Linked DNA regions of Homo sapiens: region 2 is linked to region 1. Evidence: chromatin loops called from intact Hi-C (ENCODE). Cell type or tissue: thyroid gland. All regions are shown on one strand. Links, peaks and the distances in the headings refer to the core of each region. The heading gives the core; the rest is flanking DNA.

Region 1 (5,382 bases), core at 288-5,287:
CAGTACAAAGGATATATGAGAGGAAATACGGGGAGGCTGGGCAGGCACACACCGCTGGCCTGCACAGAACCATATTCCTTTCGTGCTTCCCTCTATAGGTGACTCCACTCTCTACCCTGCAGGTTGGCTTCCTCTGCTCAATGATAACCACACAGGGCTGCCAGCAGCAAGCCCTGAGGCCTTCTGACTTTTAGCACCCACCACCTTTGAACTGCCTCAAGCCTTCCATGACATAGTTTAACTTCTCAGGGAAATAGTGCGATTGGCCTAGCCTGAGTCACATGACTCCCCTACGCGCATGGCCCCCCACCACTCCCTACTGCTAACAGCTGAGACAAGGGACATGGTGAAACATCTGGGGAAGGGAGGGGAGATGACTTTGGAAGTGGGATATCTAATAAGGGTGGGTTGCTGTTTAACCTGTGGAAATGGGGAAGGGGTGTTCTTGACCTGAGCTTCTCACCTGGGGATGCCCATCAGAACCATCCAGAAGCCACACCTAACCAACTAGAGTCTTCTAGGATGGTGCCTGGATATGTGTATTTTGAGAAAGCACAAGGGGATGATTTTGCTTACAAACTGCTGTTCCAAGAGAAATCGATGGCACAGAATTACCAAATCTGACTTGATTGTAGTAGAAGAGGAACTCATTCACTGAACAAATATTTGCTGAGTGCCTACCAAGTGCATGGCATTGTGTTAGCTGCCAGAGATAGACGGTCTTTGTCCCTAAAGAGCACACAGATTAGTGGGTAAGAGTGCAAGCATCATATCACCAAACTCCTTGAATAGCAGGGTGAGCAATTTATATGTGTTAAGGTCAGAGGGCAAAGGTGGCTCACTGAATATTTTTGAGCCCAGAAGTTGTATTATCAGAGATACGAATTAAAAAAAAAAAAAAAGATAAATGGGGATGGTGGATCCAAGATGAATTTCGGGAGAGGAAGAGAGAAACTGGAAGATCAAAAACCAGCAGAACAACTCAGAAATCATTGCAGTAATTCATACAAAACAGAATGAAGACTGTTTAAGAAAAAAAAAAATTGGGGAAAAAAGGCTAAAATAGTGGTTCCTTCTGAATGTTAGAGTTATGGGATACTTCTTTTTTGTGTGCTTCTTTCATACTTGTCCATATTTTCTTTCTTTCTTTTTTTTTTTTTTTTTTTTGAGACAAGAGTTTTGCTCTTGTTGCCCAGGCTGGAGTGCAATGGCACAATCTCGGCTCACTGCAACCTCCACCTCCCAGGTTCAAGTGATTCTCCTGCCCCAGCCTCCCGAGTAGCTGGGATTATAGGCATGCACCACCACACCTGGCTAATTTTGTATTTTTATAGAGACGGGGTTTCTCCATGTTGGTCAGGCTGGTCTTGAACTCCTGACCTCAGGTGATCCGCCTGCCTCAGCCTCCCAAAGTGCTGGGACTACAGGCATGAGCCACTGCACCAGGCCAAACATATTGCTGAGAATTCATGTGAAATCGTGCAATTGTCCGTGTGGGCAATTGGTTTATGGTGTTTCCACCCAGGGAAATTTTTTTTTTTTTTTGAGATGGAGTTTTGCTCTTGTTGGCCAGGCTGGAGTGCAGTGGCGCCATCTTGGCTCACTGCAGCCTCTGCCTCTGGGGTTCAAGCAATTCTCCTGCCTCAGCCTCCCGAGTAGGTGGGATTACAGGCATGCACCACCACGCACGGCTAATTTTTGTATTTTTTTAGTAGAGACGGGGTTTCTCCACGTTGGTCAGGCTGGTCTCGAGCTGCCAACCTCAGGTGATCTGCCCGCCTCAGCCTCCCAAAGTGCTGGGATTACAGGCGCGAGCCACCGTGCTGGGCCCCGCTATTTTTCAAATGGTCTACAATAAACACCCATTACATATATACATACATATATACATTAATTTATTTGACAGAGTCTGGCTCTGTCATCCAGGCTGGAGCACAGTGGTGCAATCGTAACTCACTGCAGCCTCGAACTCCTAGACTCAAACAATCCTCCTTCCTCAGCCTCCAAGTAGCCAGGACTACAGGCGCATGCCACCATGCCAGGCTAATTTTTCTGTAGAGATGGGGTCTCGCTATTTTGCCCAGGCTGGTCTCAAACTCCTGGTCTCAAGCAATCTTCCGGCTTCGGCCTCCCAAAGTGCTGGGATTACAGGCATAAGCCACCGCACCTGGCCCATTACATTTATAATGTTATAAGGGGGTTGAGGGGGCGTCCACTGGAGCAGTGGTTCTCAAACTCGTGTATGCATAGGAATTACCTGAAGGGCTTGTTAAAACACAAACTGCAGGGCCCACCCCCAGAGTTTCTGGTTGGGGAGGTGTGGGCTGGGCTTGAGGATGTGAATCTCTCACAAGCTCCCAGGTGAGGCTGCTGGTCTGTGGACCCACTTCAAGACCAAGTGAATCAGAAGAGTCAGTGAGACTGGAACAAATGAACGCAAGACAGTCTTCAAAGGAAGAACCAAGAGGATTTGTCAAATGATTGAATATGAGAAGAGAGGGGGAGATTATGTTCAAAGATAACTCCTTAATCATGGGTTGACTAAGAGTCTCTTTGAGATAAGGTCTGAGAACGCTGTTTGTAAGAGTAAAAAAACTCCTCACTTTCCCGCTGTGGAAAAGAGACGGCGCCCCTCGGCTGGAAGACCCTTAACATCTTGGTGTGTGTAAAGTCTTGGTCAAACATCATTTGAACTTTCTGGTCACCGTCTCTTGGGATTTTCCTTTTGTGCCTTCTTGCTGTTTACTTGACAGATTCTGAAGGGTGGAGCCTGGGAAAGGGCTTATTAGAATTTCTCCAGCAGGGAATGCAGCCAGGCTTACTTTAAGAGGGAAGCAGGGTGTGTAGTAAGGGAAAGTACAGCTGAACTGGTAGGGTGAAGTTCATCAGCTCAGGTGCCCTCGCCAAACCTGAGCTTGTCAAGCCGGCTGCTGGAGGCAAAATGGAAATATAGAACCTGTCAACTCCTCTTTGAGCATAAACACAAGTGTGAGCCGATGATCTAGAATCCAGATTTACTCAATTAATTCCGTCAACAAGTAAGCATCTAGCTCCTCTATACCCAGTGAAGAGTGGAGGGGACTGGGAAGAGGCCAGGAGAAACAGAAGACACGGCACCTGCCCTCAGGGAGGAGTAGGTCTATGAGCATTTATAAAGCAACCACAAATAAGCAAACACACACACAGAGTCTAATACCAAGACCAGTAGTGGGGAGGCGCAGTGGTTAGACACAGACTAGGTTCGTACTCTGATCTTACCACTTACTAGCAGGTTAACCTCAGTCAAGGTTCTTAACTTCTTTCTATCTACCTAGTTTTCACTTCATAGGACTGTTGTGAAGATTAAATAAATTAATCTTTGTAAGGAACATAAAACAGGGCTCTGGCACTTAGTGAACACTATTTTTATTAAGCCAACAAATCAAAATGAAAATCTTGACATATTAGACTGCATACCAATTTAGAATTGTGTGTAAAATCAGGGGTCATAAATAAAATTTAAAAACAAATGAAATATTGGACATGCAGATGAAAACAGGGTTAATATTTTAAATTTATAAATCTTACAACTCAATGAGAAAAAAATTATCACTCTAATAAGAAAAGGGGCAAATTCACAAAAAGAGAAACAAAAATGAGACTATCCCCATGAAAAGACGCTCAAAACTGTAAAAATCAAAGAAATGCAAATTAAAGCAATTGTGATATCTCATTTCATCTATCAGAATGGCAGAGACTTAAAAGAACTAACCATGCCAATGTTGGTTGAAGGCACTGGTGGGAAGTGGTATAACTTTTCAAGAGGACAGTCGCAAAACAAATTAAAATTTCAGTGAGCACGGACAGCCACTGATCCTAAATTTCCAACTTCTAGGAATTTATCCTTGGGAGATCCTATAAGAGAGTTAACTTCCCCACCAGACTGACTACTGGGAAGAGGCAATAAACCCCAGGAAAGCAGGACTCCAGCCTATTAGATTCAGCAGTGCACACCTGGCATTTATGCCTGGCAGAAGACACTCAATAAATATGTATTGAATAAATTAACTGAAGGAAGCAACAATGTATTTAGGAGGATTTTGCTGGGACGTTGTTTAAAATCACAAAAACTTGGAAATTGCTGAAATAAGAGGCCAGAGGCATATTATTACATTCTGTGGGGCACAGTGGGGCCATGTTCCCTTTGTTCCCTTTCATTTGCATTTTCCAGTAGTTTTAAGTGAGGCTTTCCCTTTTCTGAATCATTTTCACATTCTCAGAGACTGTACGTGTGAAACAATTTGCAAAGATTTCATAAAGTAAGAGTTTAGGGGAAAATGAATATGTTGGCAAAGCGCTTCACAAAATTAAAGCATTCTGTGATCTTTTCAATCAGGAGGGACAAAACGATCCCCTTCTGAAAAGCCTGGTGCTCTGAGCAAACAGGAGAATTGCTAAGTACAACAAACATTATATCCTGTGTTATGAGGTCTATTGTCTGGCCGTGGGAAGTCTTTTGGTTTATAGGTTTTGAATATCAAACTTTCTCTACAAACTCTTACGCAGGTTCCAAGATTCAAGAGTTCAAAATACTCTTGAATTAAGAATTTGTGGGGGAAGGCAGGTGCGGTGGCTCACACCTATAATCTTAACATTTTGGGAGGTCGAGGCTGGGGATTGCTTGAGCCTAGAAGTTCAAGACCAGCCTGACAACATAGGGAGATCTATGACTCTACAAAAAAAAAAAAAATAGAAAAATTAGCCAGGCATGGTGGCACGTGCCTATAGTCCCAGCTACTCAGGAGGCTAAGGTAGGAGGTTCACTTGAGCCCTGGAGGTTGAAGCTACAGTAAGCCGTGATCATGCCACTAAATGTGGTTACAAGTTATTTTTATTTTTCAGATCTGATAGAAAATCTGTGCCCAGCTGAGTTACCCCACATGACCAGAGCTACTAATGCTTCTCCTGCCCCAGGGATATTCGTGATGCTTATCTGATACAAGAGGAGATCACCTCTCTCAGTTCTTGAACTCATTTTATGTACAGCTGACTTTTTTTTGTTGTGTTTTGTTTTGTTTTCTTTTCTTTTTTTTTTTTTTTTTTTTGAGACAGAGTGTCACTCTGCAGCCCAGGCTGGAATGCAGTGGCACGATCTTGGCCCACTGCTACCTCTGCCTCCCGGGTCCTGGTTCAAGCAATTCTCCCACCTCAGCCTCCCAAGTAGCTGGGATTACAGGCACATGCCATCATACCCAGCTATTGTTTGTATTTTCAGTAGAGACGGGGTTTCACCATGTTGGCCAGGCTGGTCTTGAACTCCTGACCTCGTGATCCACCCACCTTGGCCTCCCAAAGTGCTGGGATTACAGGCATGAGCCACTGCGCCTGGCCTGTTTTGTTTTG
Region 2 (5,382 bases), core at 204-5,203, 260 kb after region 1:
GAGAACTTTCTTAAAGGAATTTAAAATCTAGCAAACAGGCTGGGCGTGGTGGCTCACGCCTGTAATCCCAGCACTTTGGGAGGCCAAGGCGAGAGGATGGCTTGAGGCCAGCCAGGAGTTTGAGACCAGCCTGTACAACATAGTGAGACTCTGTCTTTAAATAAAGTTTTTAAAAATTAGCCAGGCGTGGTGGTGCACATCTGTAGTCCCAGCTACTTGGGAGGCTGGAGCAGGAAGATCACTTGAGTCCAGGAGTTTGAGGCTGCAGTGAGCTATGATCATGCCACTGCACTCCAGCCTGGGGAACAGAGACTCTGTCTCCAAAAATTAATAAATAATAAAATAAAATAAAATCTAGGGTTGATACACTGAGTGTATTAAGTGTTATGATAGTGTGTCATGAAACCTGAAAAATGTCCTTAGGAGAGGCCTTGTCTCAGAATGCCTGGAGGTCTCTGTGGGGTACGCCTGGTAGAAGTTGATGTGACTTTTGGGAAGCAGAAATTGTGAGGGAAATGAGACATATAAGATCATTGCCAATTCAGTGCTTCAGGTCAGAGTAGATGAGACAGATTGAGACTACCTGGCTTTTGGCCACATCCCTGAGTCTTAAGGGAAGAGGCCCAAATGGACAAAATCTTTCCATCAGTAGCCTGTCCATTGGGTATCCAGTACCCAAGGTCTCATGGTTCCCTTGCTGGTAGAATGGTTTCCTTCTCTCTTTGGGTTATTTTTGGAGTCCATATGGACATGGCACTAATATAGTGTTTTAAGCAGCTGGACAGTCCAACCAGAAGTCGGATCAAAGAAGACATACGAGGGGACAATGTATGTCTGCCATTGTGACCATCAACAGCATCTTGGTGGCCTCAGAAGTTAGAAGCTCCTTTGAAAGGCTTCTCTTCAGAAGATGTTGGCAATCTCATCCTCACAGCAATGGGGGCATCACAGGTCGCTGAACATGAGGGAGGAAAATGAGACACACTAAAGGTAGGGTTTATGTGGATCAATGAGCCTGAGGTGCTTCATGGAGCCTGTGTTCATTTATGCTCCCAAGGTTTATTGAGCATTACCTATGTGCTGGGCACTGGGCTAGATGCTGGACATACAATGACCAACCAGTCAGACACTAGCCGCTGCCCCAAATGTCTTTGGTCTGCTTGGGGCAAACAGAGGTTACTTATACTTGTATCAGTGATGACTTAATTGGTTAAGTCCTATAAAGGAAAAGTACAGGATCGAGAAAGCATAAAGGGGTGTTAAGGTAGTCTGAGGGGTTATAAAATGCTTCCCTGGGCAAAGGGAACTGGATGGAAATGTTCTCACAGTCGCAGGTATGGACAGGACTAGAGCATTTCTCTTTTTAGAGATGCTCTAAAAAGCATTAGAAATGCTCTAGTCCTGTCCTAGTCCTAGCTCTAGTCCTGTGATGGCTTTTGTGACTCTGTTATTACTCCACGTCTGCATGCCCTGGAAAACCTAGGTTACAAAATATATAAATAGAGAGCTGTGGGAACTCATGGGAAATTGACTTTCGAGACCTGGGAAGGCCCAGTGCCCAGCATATAGGTGAAGCCCAATAAACACTGGGATATACACGAACACAGGCTTCGTGAGGTGCCTCAGGTTTGTTTTGGGGCAAGGAAAATATTTGGTGGTTTTGTAATTGGGCTTTGAAATATGAGTAGGGATTCTGTATTTCTTTACTTACTTATTTATTTTATTTTATTTTTTTGGCAGAGTCTTGCTCTGTTGCCCAGGCTGGAATGCAGTAGTGCCATCTCGGCTCACTGCAACCTCTGCCTCCCAGGTTCAAGTGATTCTCATGCCTCAGCCTCCCAAGTAGCTGGGATTGTAGGTACACACCACCATCCCTGGCTAATTTCTGTATTTTTAATAGAGATGTGGTTTCACCATGTTGGCCAGGCTGGTCTTGAATTCCTGACCTCAAGTAATCTGCCCACCTCAGTCTTCCAAAGCACTGAGATTACAGGCAGGAGCCACCACACTTGGCCTCCTTTACTTTCTTAATAAACTTGCTTTCACTTTACTCTATGGATTCACCTGAAATTCTTTCTTGTGCACTTTCCAAGAACCCTCTCTTGGGGTCTGGATCGGGACCCCTTTCCGGTAACATCTTTCTGTCAAACCCTGAAGGGACGATACTGAGGAGACCCCCGACCCAAAGAACTAGACTGTAGCACTGATTGGCCAACTTTGGAGTCAAGGAAACTTTTCTTCTGAAATATTGACAGCATTTAACAATTGAGTAATGTATAATTCTGTCAAAATTTGAAGCATATTTGTTTCTGTCTACCTGATTTCTCCAGAATTGAAAACTGTTTGTGAGTATTCTTAACTTATGGCACATAGTTATTCGCATAAGTGCAATAAGAATCTGTTTTCTTTTGCAATAGGACAGAATTGGAGAAACTGGCTATTTTACCAAGGCTTAAACTAGAATGGTGTGCTTTCCTTTAAGGAATCAAATTTGACTTACAGAGCCAATAAAAGCCCTTTGGGAAAACTGGCCTCATACCTTGACTACACAGGCCCTGTACAGGGTTCCTGACCTGTGGTAAGTAAAGAATTACCACAGGGTCAGGAGCCTCAAGTTACTTTAAGACCTCAAGAGGAGAGGAATTTATTCAGCTCATAGGTATTTAAGGGTATAAACCTATGACTGGGCTCAGCTTTAAAAAAAAGTCTTATCTAAGATTCCTTATGGAACAGAGTTCCATCAAAGCCAATTTTAAAAGCCTATATGAAAAATAATTATTCTCGCTGCACTTTATACAAATAATTGGGCCAAGTATAATAAAGCAAATCTGTCTTACCACAATTTGTCTTTTAGTAAAAATGAGAAACCGGAAAGAGAAAATTGTGTTTCAAGAACAGGTACACCTGTTATTAGATTCTAGTCTCGTCAGTTGTTTTTGAATTTTTTTCCTGCGATTTAGACTGACCCTGCTTACTCATGTGAACCAATCAGTGATCTGTGATTGCAGCTTAGAAGAAACAAAGGGGTTGTGTAATGTAAAAAACAAAAAACAGGATCAATATTCTAATTTTGGCACATATTGGAATCAGCTAGCAACCCCATATCAGCTTGGTTCCAACAGTTTCCCAGTTCATGAAAGGCCTTCTTATTTAGTTTGCTTGGGATAATATTACTTATTTTGTTTTACTGTTGTGGAATATATTGCTGTTGTACTTTCTGTGTAGGAATGCAGGATAAGTTTACCAAATGTTTTATTAATCTGAACACTTATTAATCTTCCGGATATCACCTTTGGTCAGAACTCAAAGTTATGAATGGCCCTCAACATACTGATGCTTTCTGACGGAGCTCCTCTCTACCCTGAATACAAAAGACCCAATAGTTAGGCAGGAATATCATTGCCCCTATCAGCCTGAAGAAGTTACAGAAGATGGATCTTCATCCTTCTGCAACCCTTAGGATTAAGAATTCTTTTATAAAAGGGAGGAGGGAAAGGTCAGAGGCGTTTGAACCAAGCAATTCCAACTTGAATAGGAGCTGGGTAAAATGAATCTGAGACCACTGGGCTCCATTCTCAGATGGTTATGGCATTCTAAGTCACAGAATGAGATAGGTCAGCACAAGACACAGGTCATAAAGACCTTGCTGATAAAACAGGTTGCAGTCAAGAAGCTTGCTAAAACCCACCAAAACCAAGATGGCGATGAGAGTGACCCTTTTTTTGGTCACTATGATTCTATGAATTCTTTCACATTTTTAAATAAGACATCGAATAAACCAGCATGGTCTTTGTCCTCTTGTCCTGTAAAAATGCTTGAGAGAATTTTCTTTCTAACCAGATGGTTGAAGTGAGGCGAGATAGGGCAGAGAGCATTCCTGTTTGGGTAAGCCAAATAAATATCCCTTACATTAACGAATTTGATATTTATTCCATAGGAGATAAAACGTTATCAAAAGCATTTGAGCAGGGGTGTGATATAATCAGCTCTGTATTCTAGGAGAATTTCAATAGCAATGTGAAGGAAGGTTTAGACCATTCATACATGTTATTTCATCAAAACTTACCCTCTTTTCTTTAATTAGTATAAGGGTGATATGTATTATAATATAATAGCTATCTAAGTATATGTAGTCACCAATAAAAGTTAATTTAATGAACTTTAGTTGAATGTGAACAGTTCCTAGAAATGTAATGACAACCTCCAAAAAAAACCCTGGCTTTATTTTGGAAATGGGGTCTTGTTCTGTTGCTGAGGCTGGAGTGCAGTGGTGTGATCATAGCTCACTGTAGCCTTGAACTCTTGGGCACAAATGATCCTCTTGTACCAGCCTCCTGAGTTACTGGGACTACAGCATGTGCCACCACACCAGACTAATTTTTTTTTCTTGGTAGAGACAGGGTCTCACTATGTCATCCAAGCTGGTCTTCCCACCTCAACCTCCCAAAGTGTTGGCATCACAGGTATGAGCCACTACACCTGGCCCAAAACTGGCTTTCTTATGGAGGGTATTTCAAGTTCTAGGAGAAGGGAAAGAGGAGAAACCATTTTGGGGAAAAGAAAACATTTGCTGCCAAAGCCACCATCCAGTAAGTCAGTCTTTGCTCTTGCCATCCACATGCTTTTCCATGGCTACAGATCCCTCAGATAGATTTGCTTCTGTATGGGACAGTGTGTTCACTTGAAAATTTCCATTTAAAAATAACAAAAATAGATTTTTTTTTTTCCTAGAACTTTTTCTGGGTTAAGTTTCTGGAAAACACGGCTTTTCCTGTATTTAAATGAAGTTGCTATAACTGAATGCTTAGATGTGGCTCTCAACGCTTCCACATTTCACAGTTTTAACTGGGACTGTGACCACTCAGCACTGACATATACTTTGGGCAAGAATCTGTACAGCAGCTCTCTCAGTGAAGACTGAAAAATAGATTTCATTTCAGGGCTTCTCCCTGTTTAAATTGTTTGGATGTGTTGGCTCTTCTTGTTTCTTACTTTGTGAAACCTGCTTACCACTGCTACCTTTTTTCCTTTCCTTCTTTGAATATCTATTTCATTCTTTCATGCAGTTGTTCATTTAGCAAATTTTGATTGAGTTATACCATACGTCAGTTACTGTCCTAAGGATAGAGGTAGTGTATTAGTCTGTTTTCATGCTGCTGATAAAGACATACCTGAGACTGGGGGTAATTTATAAAGGAAAGAGGTTTAATGGACTCACAGCTCTACATGGCTGGGGAGGTCTCACAATCATGGCAGAAAGTGAAAGGAACGTCTTACATGGCAGGCAAGAGAGAGAAATGAGAACCAAGCAGAAGGGGAAACCCGTTATAAAACCATCAGATCTCATGAGACTTATTCACTACTACAAGAACAGTATGGGGG

Evidence for each region. A loop is a pair of places that touch in the nucleus more often than their neighbours do. Peaks named below come from ENCODE experiments on the same cell type or tissue, not always from the same donor. Only the 100,000 strongest peaks of a DNase experiment are listed, where the experiment ranks them.
Region 2: a loop joins it to region 1, with 2.4 times the contacts of the local background. A loop is called at or near these places in 2 of 110 quality-filtered maps.

The regions. Positions count from the first base shown.
Region 1 is chr14:89,419,999-89,425,380 of GRCh38, forward strand. It overlaps a transcript of FOXN3 not described here. Among named protein-coding and RNA genes, the nearest start is that of FOXN3-AS1, 5.3 kb to the left of the region's middle. RefSeq lists an enhancer at 4,830-5,382. In thyroid gland, for the core only: no CTCF peak of the experiment used is centred there; DNase peaks (open chromatin) are centred at 2,273 and 2,823; H3K27ac peaks cover 679 bases.
Region 2 is chr14:89,682,018-89,687,399 of GRCh38, forward strand. No RefSeq gene overlaps it. Among named protein-coding and RNA genes, the nearest start is that of FOXN3-AS2, 110 kb to the left of the region's middle. In thyroid gland, for the core only: no CTCF peak of the experiment used is centred there; no DNase peak of the experiment used is centred there.